Linked DNA regions of Homo sapiens: region 2 is linked to region 1. A link is an interaction called in ENCODE POLR2A ChIA-PET data of the cell type or tissue named here. Cell type or tissue: GM12878. All regions are shown on one strand. Each heading gives the region's core, and the rest is flanking DNA. Links, peaks and the distances in the headings are about the cores only.

Region 1 (8,591 bases), core at 2,538-5,037:
TATATATGTAATATATTATATATATTATATATATTTATATATATGTAATATATTATATATTATATATATTTATATATATGTAATATATTATATATATTTATATATATGTAATATATTATATATATTATATATATTTATATATATGTAATATATATATTATATATATTTATATATATGTAATATATATATTATATATATTTATATATATGTAATATATATATTATATATATTTATATATATGTAATATATATATTATATATATTATATATATGTAATATATATTATATATATTTATATATATGTAATATATTATATATATTATATATATTATATATATGTAATATATATAATATATATTTATATATATGTAATATATATATTATATATATTTATGTATATATTTATATTCCTAAATCAAATAACACTTGTCCTTAATTTAACATTTGCAAAACCCCTTTTTTTCAAATAATGCCACATTCACAGGTTCCAGGACACATAACTTTAAATAAATAAAATTAAATAGTTTAAATAATTATATATATATTATATATTATATATAATTATATTTTTATATATTTATGTATGTATTATATATAATTATATATTATATTATATATAATTATATTTTATATATTTATATAATTATATTTTATATATATTTACATATATAAATTTTATATATATTTATATATATTATATATATAAAATTTTATATATTTCTATAGATAATATATTTTTATATATTTATATATAAATATATAATTTTTATATATTTATATATAAAATATATATTTTTTATATATAGGCAATACAAATCAAATGATTTTATATATGTGAAATCAATTCAATTTTATATAAAACCACTTATTGATTTAAATTATTGCTTTTTAAGTAAATTTTACTAAATTTATCTAAGAAATCCATATTCCTTTTATTAGATACTAAGATCATTGTAACCCCAGCTTCCTATTTTTTCCTTGCTACAATTTTCTTCTCATCTTCTCTAGTTTGTCCCAAGCTGAAGTTTTCAGGTAAATTTTCACTTCTCCCTATCCCTTTTTATTATTATTTTGTCTTTTTGTCTTATTCTTCTATGTTAATCATCCTTGTTCTTAATGTATCTCTGTTTTGATAGTAAGATGTCTCAAACAGCCCTGGCATGGTGGCTTACATCTGTAATCCCAGCATTTTGAAAGGCCAAAGCAGGCAGATCGCTTGAGCCCAGGAGTTTGGGACCATCCTGGACAATGTAGAGAAACTTTTTATCTACAAAATTACAAAAACTAGCGGGGCATGGTGGCACGTGTCTGTACTCCCAGCTACTCTGGAGGCTGAGGTAGGAGAATAGCTTGATCCCAGGAGGCAGAGGTTGCAGTAAACCATGATTGCACCACCACACTCCAGCCTGGGTGACATAGCAAGACTGTCTCAAAAATAGATAAATAAAAGATGTCTCAAATATATTAAATAGTGCAAAAATAAACAATACATATTTTTAGAAGTTGATACTTGCAGATATCCCTCATGCAACATATTACCAATCCACATTTTCACGTAGTTTTTTTCCTCTTCTGTGCACACAAAGATAATACTCTCAGTTGTGTGTATTTGTTTTCCAGGGCCACTGTAACAAATTAGCACCAACTGGGCAACTTAAAACAACAGAAATTTATCCTCACAGTTATGGAGGCTAGAAGAATAAAATTAAATAGTTGATAGAGTTCATTCCTTCTGGCGGCCTTGAAGGAGAATCCATCCCATGCCTCTCACCATGCTCCTCGTTTCTGGTGGCTGGGGCCATCTCTGGCATCCCTTGGCCCACCGGCACATCATACCAACCTCCGCCCTAGTCTTCACCTCAACATTTCCTTTGAGTGTGTGTCTTCTCTTCTCTTCTTTTTGAAGGGCACACATCATTTGATTTAGGATCCTGGATTATGGTGATTCCTAAATCAAATAACATTTGTCCTTAATTTAACATTTGCAAAACCCCTTTTTTTCAAATAATGCCACATTCACAGGTTCCAGGACACATAACTTTACATTCGTTTAAATGTATTTTTTATTGTGGTAAGAATACTTCACTCTTAACAGAGTTTTAAGTGCACAATATATTGTTAACTATGGGCATAATGTGCAACAGATCTCTAGAATTCATTCATTTTGTACAACTGAAACTTTATGCCCACTGAAAAGCTGCTTCCCATTTCCCCATCCCCTCCAGGGACATAACTTTTGGAGGGCACCTTTCAACCCACTACAGTACAGTTTAATCAATTTGTGTTGTTTGTCGTGGAATAATGATGATGGATTTTATTTGATTGTTGATACTCTTAAAATGAATGGCTTGGTTAGGACTGTGGTCATTGGCTGGGCAAATTTTGCTCTTTTTGGCATTAACTTACTTTCATGGAATCTATACCTTGGTTGTATTAATTGACTATCCCATGAGATGAGTACTTTGAGTAGATAGGCAAGTTCTCTAGGAAAAATATTACTCATACAGCCTAAGAATGTTAATTTTGGCTCTCCCTCACTGGCAAGGTAACAAGTCAACATCTTTACAGTAACCAGAGTGTGGGACCATTTATAAAGTACACAGATTCTCATAGTGGGAAGGTGAAATTACTTGTAGAGAAAAATACAAAAACATAATTTTTTCCACACACTCATTTGCATTTATAGCAAGGGAAGATTTTCCCCCATCCCTTACCCCCACCACACCACATCAACACACATACACAGACACACATACTTTGACTAAATATCCAAAGTGATTTTTAGCAACTTACAATGTATAGATTTAGTAAACAACAATTACAAACAATGAATTTATTTCCTTCATTTCTTTTTAGTACATTCCAGACTTTGTTTTTAATCTTTAATTATTGCTCCCTTAAGAAAAGTGATCCCACATTTCATTTACATATTGTGCCATTTCTCAGTAAATATAAGGGAATCTTGCCGTACAAGTCTATTGCTTTTCTTTTCATTGGTCTTTCTTAAACCAAGCAACATGAATTCTAATTATTTTATCCACTAAGAAATGAGAAATTTAAATCAATGCCTTTAAACATAGGACTACATGAGGCTTTTAGATCATTAGACGAAACTAAATGCAATACTTAAATAACTGAGTTTACAGATACTGCCAGAATTTTACTGCTACCATTTCTATTCGCTTTTGCTGTTTTTAAAAATAATAATACCAGGGTGTTTGGTGAAGTATAGATGACCCTTAGTGTACCTGAGTCAGTGTCAAATATCCAGTTTTCTCTGGAGCTTCTTGTGTGGTCACCTATAATTGCTATTCAAAGACCCACAGGACAAGCTTCCATGTCCAAAATGTACTCATTCTACAATTTGACCCTTCAAGGTGCTATAAAAACATAAATATATTTCTTTAGAGAAACTCTCTGCTGCAGCATGGTCCTTTGAAACCGTCCAATTTGCTCTGTGATTCCTGCTGAGATATGCATTACATCATGGTCTATTTTTAGCTTGTTACATTAATCAAAACCTATCCCACTTATTAAACAGCTTCCTGCAGCTCAGGCATTTGAAATGCAGAGTGCCAGCAAGCAGCTGCCAAACACCATGAAGGAAAGAGGTGGGCTAGGTTGGAGTAATGTACAAATTGAATTTCAAGTGACTGAGCAGCCTCTTTATCTCTTGGTGACACAACCAGGGGCTGTAGCGGTGTTCTTAAAGGAAATGAAACCCAGAGCCATGGTTCACTCATGGGGTGGTTACCATGGCCCTGCCCAGCAGTCTTTCCGGAACTGCTGATGAGTGTGACCTTTGCAAAAATGCACAAAGCCTTGATTTCTGCATGGTTAACCTTTACAAGCCAGAACCCCTCTGTGAAACCTACCCACACCAGAGGGAAGCTTCAGAATCAAAACAGACACATACACATTTTATGAAAGAGCAACTACAAATACACACATGCACACACATATTCTCAGAGGATGAAGACATTGAACGCATTTTCAATTATTCTCTCAACTGTGTTTTTTCAAGCATTTACATTTGTCTTCCTCTGGAGCAAGAAAGTGCCAGTACTCGGTGCAGTGTCAACCCTGTACTTAAACTCATTTGCTGCACTTCAGAATGGCCTTGATCGGAATTGGTAGTGGGAATGGAAATTACATATTTTCAGGATTTGCTAAGAGTCACCTAGACCATTTGCTCACAGTTAAATAATGACCCAGTGTGCATGGTGAGAAGGAGTGGATATTAAATTAATAGCCTCGATTTCCACCACTGATCAAACCAGGAAAACCATTTTGATTTGATAGTGTATCTCAAACGTGTTCTTTATTCCAAATGTATTGAATGTTCACTGTAAGGGTAGGAAGCTCAGAGCATTATGAAGGTGACTATAGCAATATTCTTTACCTGTTATAATGACAAATTAAACTTTTTTCCCATGGCTTCTTCCTGTTTTTAATAGCATTTTGTTTTCAAGCAAATCTAATTTTTCTCATTATTAATATATTGATTCACATAGCATTCATTATTTAAAAAGCTATTTACACAAGCTAACCTAGTCCTTTTTTAATATCTAGTTCTAGTAATATAGTAGTATATCTTTTATATACTACTCTCATATGATTTGCCTAGCAAGGCTGTGATGTAATTAGAACAGGTTGTTATTATTATTGATGAAAATACTAAAGTCCTAAGAGATTAAAGAGCATGTCAAAGGTCAACACAGCAAATCACTAGTAACCCTGGAAGGCTAACCTCTCTTTTCTGTAATTTCTCTGAATAATGAGGGATATGGCAATAGGGATATGGGGAAACCAGTGATTTCAAAAGACACTTTGATTCACCTTTATAGAGTCTCAATCTACAACTTTCTGTTTACCATACTCGCTTAAAAATCCTTGTCAAAGTGCAGGAAACCCCTGATCTGCAAATACCCAGCTTAGAAATGATCCAGCCATCCAGACATCAGCCTCCTTGCTGTCTTTTTACTGTCAACTGATCAACTGTGGGGAAATGATGTGGGCGGGAGGTGGCGGACAAACTTCAAGAGACACAGTTTAGAAGCCAGTGGAGAAAAAAGTGGGAGAGAGGGTTCACCACAGAAGAATAAAGAAAGAGCAGATAATCTCTAAATACATTCACTTTTTGATTCATTTAGTCATCCACGTGGGGTTAGGCTGTAAAGTTGCCACAAGACAGTGAAATTCACAAACCCCTTTTTAGTTCTGGTGCTTGAGGCACTGTGCTAAGTGCTGGGAATACAGATCCAAGATCTGTCTACAAATAATTCTAAGCGAAGACGGGGTGTGAAGAATTGTATGGGAAAAGTACAAGGCAAATTAGAACACCACGTTTGGAAGGTTTATTTCTGGCTGAGGCAACCAGGGAAGGTTTTGTGTCCAGTGATGGGTCCATGATGGATGAGCTGGGCTCTGTCAAACTTCTAGTATTCAGAAGTCAGGCTAATGTATTATGACCCACTTGATTGCAATTTTAGGCCCAGAAGGTTTTTGTGGGGCATTCTAGGATTCTAGTCGCTTTTATAAAATGTGGTAAATACACAAAGCAATGGACATAGTGAATAACAAATTTATACTAGTTTGTCTGTAGCCTTTTGGTATACCAGGTTTATGCTGTCACTAATTTTTACAACTATTCAACAAAATAGATGTTATAATATCATTTTATAGATGAGGAAACTGAAGCTCAGGAAGACTAAGTCACTAACCTTCACTCGTAAGTGGGAAACTAATGGAGTCATCTTCAAGCAAGCAAAGCGCCAAACAAATGATTCTCAGACAAATCATAATGTGCATAGATCACCCCACCATGCTCGTTTTTTATTTTATTTTATTTGAGACGGACTCTCGCTCTGTCACCCAGGCTGGAGTAAAGTGGCACAATCTCAGCTCACTGCAACCTCCCCCTTGCCGCCCTGGTTCAAGCAATTCTCCTGCCTCAGCCTCATGAGTAGCTCGGATTATAGGCATGCAACCACCACGCCTGGCTAATTTTTGTGTTTTTAGTAGAGACGGAGTTTTGCCATGTTGACCAGGCTGGTCTCGAACTCGTGACCTCAAGTGATCCGCCTGCCTTAGCCTCTCAAAGTGCTGGGATTACAGGCGTGAGCCACTGCAGGTGGCCAACCCTACTGGTTATTTATTTAGGTAGGCACAGTGTGTAGAATCTTCCAGCAGAGGAATATTTTGAGAAGGTGAGTTACTGTCTGTGTATTTGACCCCCTTTTTTTCCCTATGTAATGCAAACCTTTACAAAATACATTTTCTTTTCGATAAGATGACATCCTTTTTATTTTTGCTAAGTATGGTTTTATCCTCCTCCTCTCTGTTTAATGGGAGCAGCTGTCCCAACGACAGGATTTAGCTTAAGTTAAAAATAAGAAGGAAAATGGTGTACGTAAATGTGAGGACTGATCCTCCCTGAATGAGAGGTAATAGTTCTTAGGGAAAAGTAAGCTGTTCTTACCCTTTTTGTTTTGCCTTGCCAATTCTGGCCTGTGTCTTCAGAGGCACCTAAGTCTTCAGTGTATTAATTGTTCAGACTTTTGACTCCAAAAGGAGGTTACTTTTTAAAGGCTGACCAATTGCTTTGGCTATGCTGTCTTAAATGTGGGTCTCTAAGAAATCAGTATGAGCAACTTTCTTTGAGCCTTCAAAGTAAAGTCAAATGCTTGCTCCTCAGCAGGAAAGTGACTTTAATTAATTCTGGACGACCTTTCCATTGAAAAGCAAAACACTGCCCCAAGGCTTTTTAGAAAGGTTAGGTTGTACCTTTTCCCTCTTATTGTTATGAGGCAGATATTAGTGTTCCTCACACAAGTCTTTCTCTCCTGTGTTGTTGTGGATGAGTGCACTTCTTAATAAAGGAAAAACAAAACAAGCAAGTAAAAACCCCTGTTTGGAGCCAATTAACTTCTTGATTCTAACAAGAACTGAACTGGAGTATAAAATCTTCCATCACAATAAAATATGACTAAAGACCTCATCAATACTCATTTAACAAATGCTTTGGACTGAACCATCTTTTTCTAATACTTAGGAATTCCATTATTTCTTATTTCAGTGAACATGTTAGAAAAAATTAAGTGAAATGGGATTAGGTTTGCCATTTGTCATTTACTCAGAGTAGAATTCCCGTCTGACATGTGGGCACTCATACCAGGGGCTTAATGCTTTTAGTAATTATAAGGATCATGTAGAGTATGTTGATTGGTGAGGAAAAAAATCTTTATTAACTGCTCAGAAATAGTTAATTCTTCATTAGTCAGAGCACTGCACTAGAGGCTGCTGCCTGTGAACCATGGATTAGAGTTTATGATAGTAATAACCTCCCTGAAAAAACATTTGTTACTATACTTAATGACCAGATTTTAGTGCATTAACCTTCCTTGGGAGGTCAACTAACAAAATGGATGTTAACTGCTTGTAACAACCAATTCCTCTGAAATTAATATTTAGATGCCTTTGGTGTCAAAAAACCTTCCTTCCATATCAGGGCATTAAAAACACTTCTAAATTATTAATAGCAGGCAGAATTCAATGCCTGAAAGATTTCCATTCCAGTGTTCTTTATCCTCAGCCTCTTCCCATTTTCTCTAACAAAGTTCTCTTATGCAGGAACAAGGAAGGCATTCAGGAAAATTAGGTCTCAAAAATGCATGTGGGTCAACAATGCACTGCAGTTTTGAAAAGGTCACTCTTTAAGTTCAACAGAAATAAACATAATAGGAGTGTGAAGGCAGCCCTGAGAGCACACTGAGAACCTGACAGGGACAAACTCCCTGCCAGGCCTCGGGCTGCACTGCCACAGCCCTATCACCACCTGTCAGGAACTCCTTAACGACATTTTTGCATCCCTTCTGCAACTGACCTCCTGGCTTGGCTCTCCAGCCCCTCCCCCTCCCTTTAAATTGGAAACAAACCACACTTATGTCAAAACGGCTTCTGAACTAGTTCCTTCCTGAGCAATCCCAGAATATAAAACATGTTCTGAAAAGCTGCACCATTCCCTGGAGAAACTTTATGATTTGGTTACTGCAGCAGGGCGCGCTGCTCCTTGGCTGTGGTAGCCTTGAGTCAGTGCCAAACAATGAAGCAATGCTATTATTAGCCTTTCCATTCAATGGCGACAAAACAGTCCATGTTTCTATTTTCAGACTGTTCTCTTCTGGTGCAATAGATTTGCCAGAAACCTAAGCCTCAGGGCTAGCACTGGACCAACAGGGCAAAGTAGGCACCTGAAGCCAAAACATGCACAGTGGCACAAATGTGAAAATGCTTTAATGGTAGTATTTTTAGGCAGAGGCAAAATACAGAGCTGGCCAAAGTTCTGTCTGCTGAAACCTGTGCTGGTTTTTACGGAAAGTTACTGCTGGGGTTGGGATAGAATACCTGGGATCTCTACCATGAAGTTGCCCAATTTAATAATTTTCCCAAATTGCAACTGTGTAGTAACATTTGTGACTCAGTCATTTAAACTGGCCTGTTGGCCAGGCTCAGTGGCTCATGTCTGTAATCCCAGCACTTGGGGAGGCCTAGGCGGGCAGATCCCTGAGCTCAGGAGTTCGAGACCAGCCT
Region 2 (5,248 bases), core at 1,693-4,192, 150 kb before region 1:
ATTCCTTAGAGTATAACAAAAAGACCCTCCACCCAAGGGAGGGAAAGTAATAACTGTCTTGACATGTCTTTACAATACAGTTTACCTTAAACAAGTTGCGATGATATAGAGCAAATATTACGTGAATTTATTTAAGACTACAATGCATTTAATTAGTAAAGCAATATAAAGTTGAAGAACTTTATATACTTATAAACCCTCTATGTTTATGTAATTCCTCATATAGTCTCTAATCCTCCATCTTAAAATAATCAAAATAAAAAGCAGCAAATTGTCTTTTTTATGCCTTGCAGCTCTAGAGAACCTAGCAAAATATGGCAAAACAATGTGATCTTTAAAGGAAAACATTTGTATACTGCTCTCATTAAGAGAAGTGCAATGTAGGTCAGTGTTAAGTATCTGAAATTGTACCTCCGCTTGGCTCGGGCTTTTGTGGTGTGGTGTGTGCAGCTATATCTGAGTGGGTGCTCAAGCAAGGTCTGAGGATCAGTTAGCAAAGTAAGGCAATTTACATCTCGTGTAATGAAACCATTTCTGGAAAAGGATTTTTCTTTTATGCCAGCAGAGACTGGCTGCATAAAGAAGATCAAAACACAAGCTACATTAAAAAAAAAAAAAAAAAAAAGAACTACTTATTGGAGATTTCTGTTGCTGGTTTTATTACAATATGTATTTTACAGATTTAGGTAATAGCCCTGATTTTTCAAATCGACCTCTGTTTAGACACGTTTCACTTTCGGCTGTTTCTTGTCTGTAAAATTACAGTCATTTGCACGTTATTACAGTGAGTAGGAGACAGATTGTATTTAGCATTGGGTGGGGGAAGGGTTATTATGGGAAGTGATCTGCTAAGGTCAGCACATAATTTCAGCCTGAAGAAAATTGCTTCTGAATGGCTGGTCTGTTAGCTAGCCAAGGAATAGTCACTGGGAGAGACTGCAAAATACTTCTGCTTAATCTGCATTATAGAGTTATTCTCATTTCCAGATAGATGGCCCGTAGATACAGTGTTTGTAAAACTAAATTTAAAAACTTGTAGGTGAAATGTTGTCACTGCTCTATTTGAATTCAAAACAATTACAACAAAATGCAATACGATCAAGCACAGGAAGATCAAGAGGCAGCAGGATCCAGCCATTACGTTCCACTCCATCTTTCTCCTTTGCCTCCATTTCTCTGCTTCTTCTTTTGTCATTTTTAAAATCCTTATGACTTCATGACAGTAGATTTTTACATATGTGTAAAAATTGAGAGCAATACCAAACACATTGATACATGTATCTCCAACTTTCACACATATATGACTGCAGGAAAACAAAATGCCTAAATTAGTTTCTTTTTGGAGAGTGGCATAATTCCCTCAAGTGTGAAAGCACTAAATATACTTTTGATGCTAGAATTTAAGGATTTTTTTCACATTTTATAAAAATATATTCTATTTGTGCACATTTTCTAAAGCTGACAGAAGAACAAAGCAGTGATACTTATCAGAAACAGTAACCCCTGCCTAATTTTAATATTTAAATCCAACCCTTATGCATCACCTGGGAAGTCTTAACATATTTGGTTAGATGAAATCAGGAGACCAAAGTTTATTTTAAAGAAGAATAAAAGAGTTCCGTTATACTCGGCTCCTTTGGCTGTTGAATATCACTTTTGTTGTGAACAACTGTGCCTCTTTTGTTTTCAAAACAAGCTTTCCTAAAGAATGAATCACTACAATCATTTGGAGAATATGCAATAAACAACAGAAAGCCAGAAAGTTGTTTTGCTATTTTCTCAGCAGAGCCTTTCCTCCCCTTCCTCACAGCTCAGCGGTGCCTCCAGTCCACCAGCCAATCATCATTATGGAAATGTGGTTCTCAGCCCCCTGATTGGCTGACTTCTGGTCCAGGATGTTTAAGGTTTCTACAGCTCATCACATGCATTGCCTGCCAGACTGCTCTGTGGACCTTTTTCTACTATGAATATTTTAATCATCTTTTATTTTCCTTTCTTTTCCTTTCTGTCCTTCTGTCCTCTTTTTTAAGATTCTTAAAATCATTTAAGGAAGCACCTTGTATTTTCTTGCAAACACCTTTAAAATGTAATGATCTGTTAAGAATAGAGTTGAATATACGAGAACATGTTTTCTAACCATATTTTAATGTTTTCTGTTTATTTGGGTTTTAATGATGTGTCTTTGGATTTTAGAGGGGTCCCATGAAAGTTAAATGAACAAACATATGCTTTAATTTTTATAATTCTAAACATAATGTCTCCCAAAAAGAATTTTATTGAGATATTTACAAGTCAAAACATTAAATTAAAAAACCTTTAATACTGAAAAGTAATCTTTCAGGTAAAGGAGACAATGTATTTTTTCATAATTAAAACATTGCCTTTTATTTGTAATTTTAAAAGATGTTTTAAACATTAACACTCTTGGCCGGGTGCTGTGGCATACGCCTGTAATCCCAGCAGTTTGGGAGGCCGAGGCAGGTGGATCGCTTGGGGTTAGGAGTTCGAGACCAGCCTGGCCAACACGGTGAAACCCCGTCTCTACTAAAAATACAAAAATTAGCTGGGCATTATGGCAGCTGCCTGTAATCCCAGCTACTCAGGAGTCTGAGGCAGGGGAATCACTTGAACCTGGGAGGCAGAGGTTGCAGTGAGCCAAGATCATGCCACTGCACTCCAGAACTCCAGTCTGGACAACAAAGCGAGACTCTGTCTCAAAAAAAAAAAAAAAGGAAGTTAACACTCCTATAGTGTATTAAGGATGCACAACTCTTTCAAGCTTGTTGTTGTTGTTGTTGTTGTCGGGGTTTTTTGTTTTGTTTTGTTTTGTTTTGTATTTTTGGAGACAGAATCTCACTCTGTCACCCAGGCTGGATTGCAGAGGCATGATCGAAGCTCACTGCAGCCTCAACCTCCTGGGCTCAAGCAATCCTACCTCAGCCTCCTGAGTAGCTGGGACCACAGGCATGCACCACCACAGCCAGCTAGTTTCTTTATATTTGTAAAGAAGGGTGTCTCCTATGTTGCCCAGGCTGGTCTCAAACTGCTGGGCTCAAGGGATCCTCTTGCCTCGGCCTCCCAAAATGCTGGGATTATAAGCATGAGCCACCACGCCCAGCCTGAAATAGGTTTGTAATTCAAGTGAATAATAGTAGGAAATACATGTGTGATTTACTATGTTCCAAAAAGTCTTCTTAATTATTTATATGTATTAATTTATTTAATCTTCATAGCAGGCAAGTGAAATAAGTAGTATTAGCATCAGAATGAGGAAACTGAGACACAGAAATCATGTAATTTGTCTAAATTTTCCAGCCAAATCTTGGTCCAGCCAAGATTTAATATAGGAAGCCTGTATGCTTAACCACTGCACCAGGACTATTATAAAAGAACAAAACTCCAGACAACATTGCCATTCTTTTTGTTGAGTGCAGGAACATTAACAGGTGACCAAGGACTTCTTTTCCTGAAAGAAATGCAGTTAACAAGCAATGTGCTAACTTTTTTCCAACATAGAACAACTCTATGCCAAACTGAAGATATGGCACATTTGATCAGATACATGCAAATTCTGCGAGAAATTGTATCACTTCTGGTCCTTATACTCAGGATATTTTTTAAAAATCAATTTTCTTCTTATCACTTAATTGAAAAAAAAAGTTTTTGGTCACATCTTTGGATCTGAGAAAAATTTTAAACATTTAAGAAATATTCCCATAATAGTGAGGCAGCCAGGTGGGAGGGGGTCCCTGGAGAAACTCCAACCAGCCTGCCCAATGAGATGGAGCCTCACCAACGTGAAGTTCAGGACATTTGCAGCAGGGAGGAACCTTGCCTTACCTTTTCCTGTGTGGAACCTGGGATCCAAGCTGCTGGTGAGCAGCACTCTATCTGCCAGAGTCCTTGTTTCCCCCTTTTCTTCCTTTTCACCCAATAAAACCCTGCTTCACTCACCCTTCAAACCATCTGGGAACCTAAATTTTCATGGCCGTGGGACGGAAAAGGACCCTGTTGTTAGCTGAACCAAGGAAAAGTCTTACCACAATAGGTGGCAGAGTGAGGTTAAAAAATGACATAAAGCTGGCCATTATTGGGACTGGTGGTTTGTTGATAGGGATCATAATATTCGTTTTTGTTTTTGTTTTTGTTTTTTTTTTTTTTTTTTGGAACGGAGTCTTGCTCTGTCGCCCAGGCTGGAGTGCAGAGGTACGATCTCGGCTCACTGTAAGCTCTGCCTCCCGAGTTCACGCCATTCTCCTGCCTCAGCCTCCTGAGTAGCTGGGACTACAGGCACCCGCCACCACGCCCAGCTTTTTGTTTTTTTTTTTTGTTTGTTTTTTTTTGTATTTTTTAGTAGAGATGGGGTTTCACCGTGTTGGCCAGGATGGTCTTAATCTCCTGACCTCGTGATCCGCCCGCCTCGGCCTCCCAAAGTGCTGGGATTACAGGCGTGAGCCACCGTGCCCCCCTGGGATCATAATATTCTTTATGTAATACATGCGCTTACATACGCACACACACTTTTGAAAATTTCTATGTTAAAAACTGGGGCCAGTTGAAAGGCTCATTCCTATAATCCCAACACTTTGGGGGGCCAAGGCGAGAGGATTGCTTGAGGCCAGGAGTTCGAGACCAGACTGGGCAATATAACAAGACCGTGTCTCTACAAAAAATTTCAAAAATTAGGTGAATGTGGTGACACATGCCTGTAGTCCCAGCTACTTGAGAGACTGAGGCAGGAGGATCACTTGAGCCCAGGAGTTCAAGGCTCATTACGGTGAGCTATGCCACTGTACTCCAATCTGGGCAAAAGAGCAAGACCCTGTCTCAAACAAACAAACAAACAAAAAGCTACCGTGCCTTGGAGAAGGAAGGAGCTATTCAGAAACACAATTTATCCCTTGGATTTAGAACAGTTTTTGCATTAATCCAACAGGGTAAAATGACTTTACTGTATATACAAACAAGCAGCAGATTACACCTGTAGCCTACCCTTTGTTTACACAGGTTTTTGTTTGTTTGTTTTGAGTCCAATTTACTTGCAAGGCCATATACGTTGAAAATCTGTAACGTGCTATTTATATTTTCTTTTTTTCTTGAGACGGAGTCTGGCTCTGTCACCCAGGCTGGAGTGCAATGGCGCTATCTCGGCTCACTGCCACCTCCGCCTCCTGGGTTCAAGCGATTCTCCTGCCTCAGTATCCCAAGTAGCTGGGATTACAGGCATGCACTGCTACGCATGGTTAAT

Evidence for each region. ChIA-PET counts read pairs that join two places held together with the same protein. Peaks named below come from ENCODE experiments on the same cell type or tissue, not always from the same donor. Only the 100,000 strongest peaks of a DNase experiment are listed, where the experiment ranks them.
Region 2: POLR2A ChIA-PET joins it to region 1 with 5 read pairs; 8 of 35 experiments call an interaction of 5 or more read pairs at or near these places.

The regions. Positions count from the first base shown.
Region 1 is chr5:124,898,738-124,907,328 of GRCh38, forward strand. No RefSeq gene overlaps it. Among named protein-coding and RNA genes, the nearest start is that of ZNF608, 160 kb to the left of the region's middle. RefSeq lists an enhancer at 7,570-8,354. In GM12878, for the core only: no CTCF peak of the experiment used is centred there; a DNase peak (open chromatin) is centred at 3,794; H3K4me3 peaks cover 406 bases; H3K27ac peaks cover 1,312 bases.
Region 2 is chr5:124,753,948-124,759,195 of GRCh38, forward strand. No RefSeq gene overlaps it. Among named protein-coding and RNA genes, the nearest start is that of ZNF608, 9.9 kb to the left of the region's middle. In GM12878, for the core only: no CTCF peak of the experiment used is centred there; no DNase peak of the experiment used is centred there.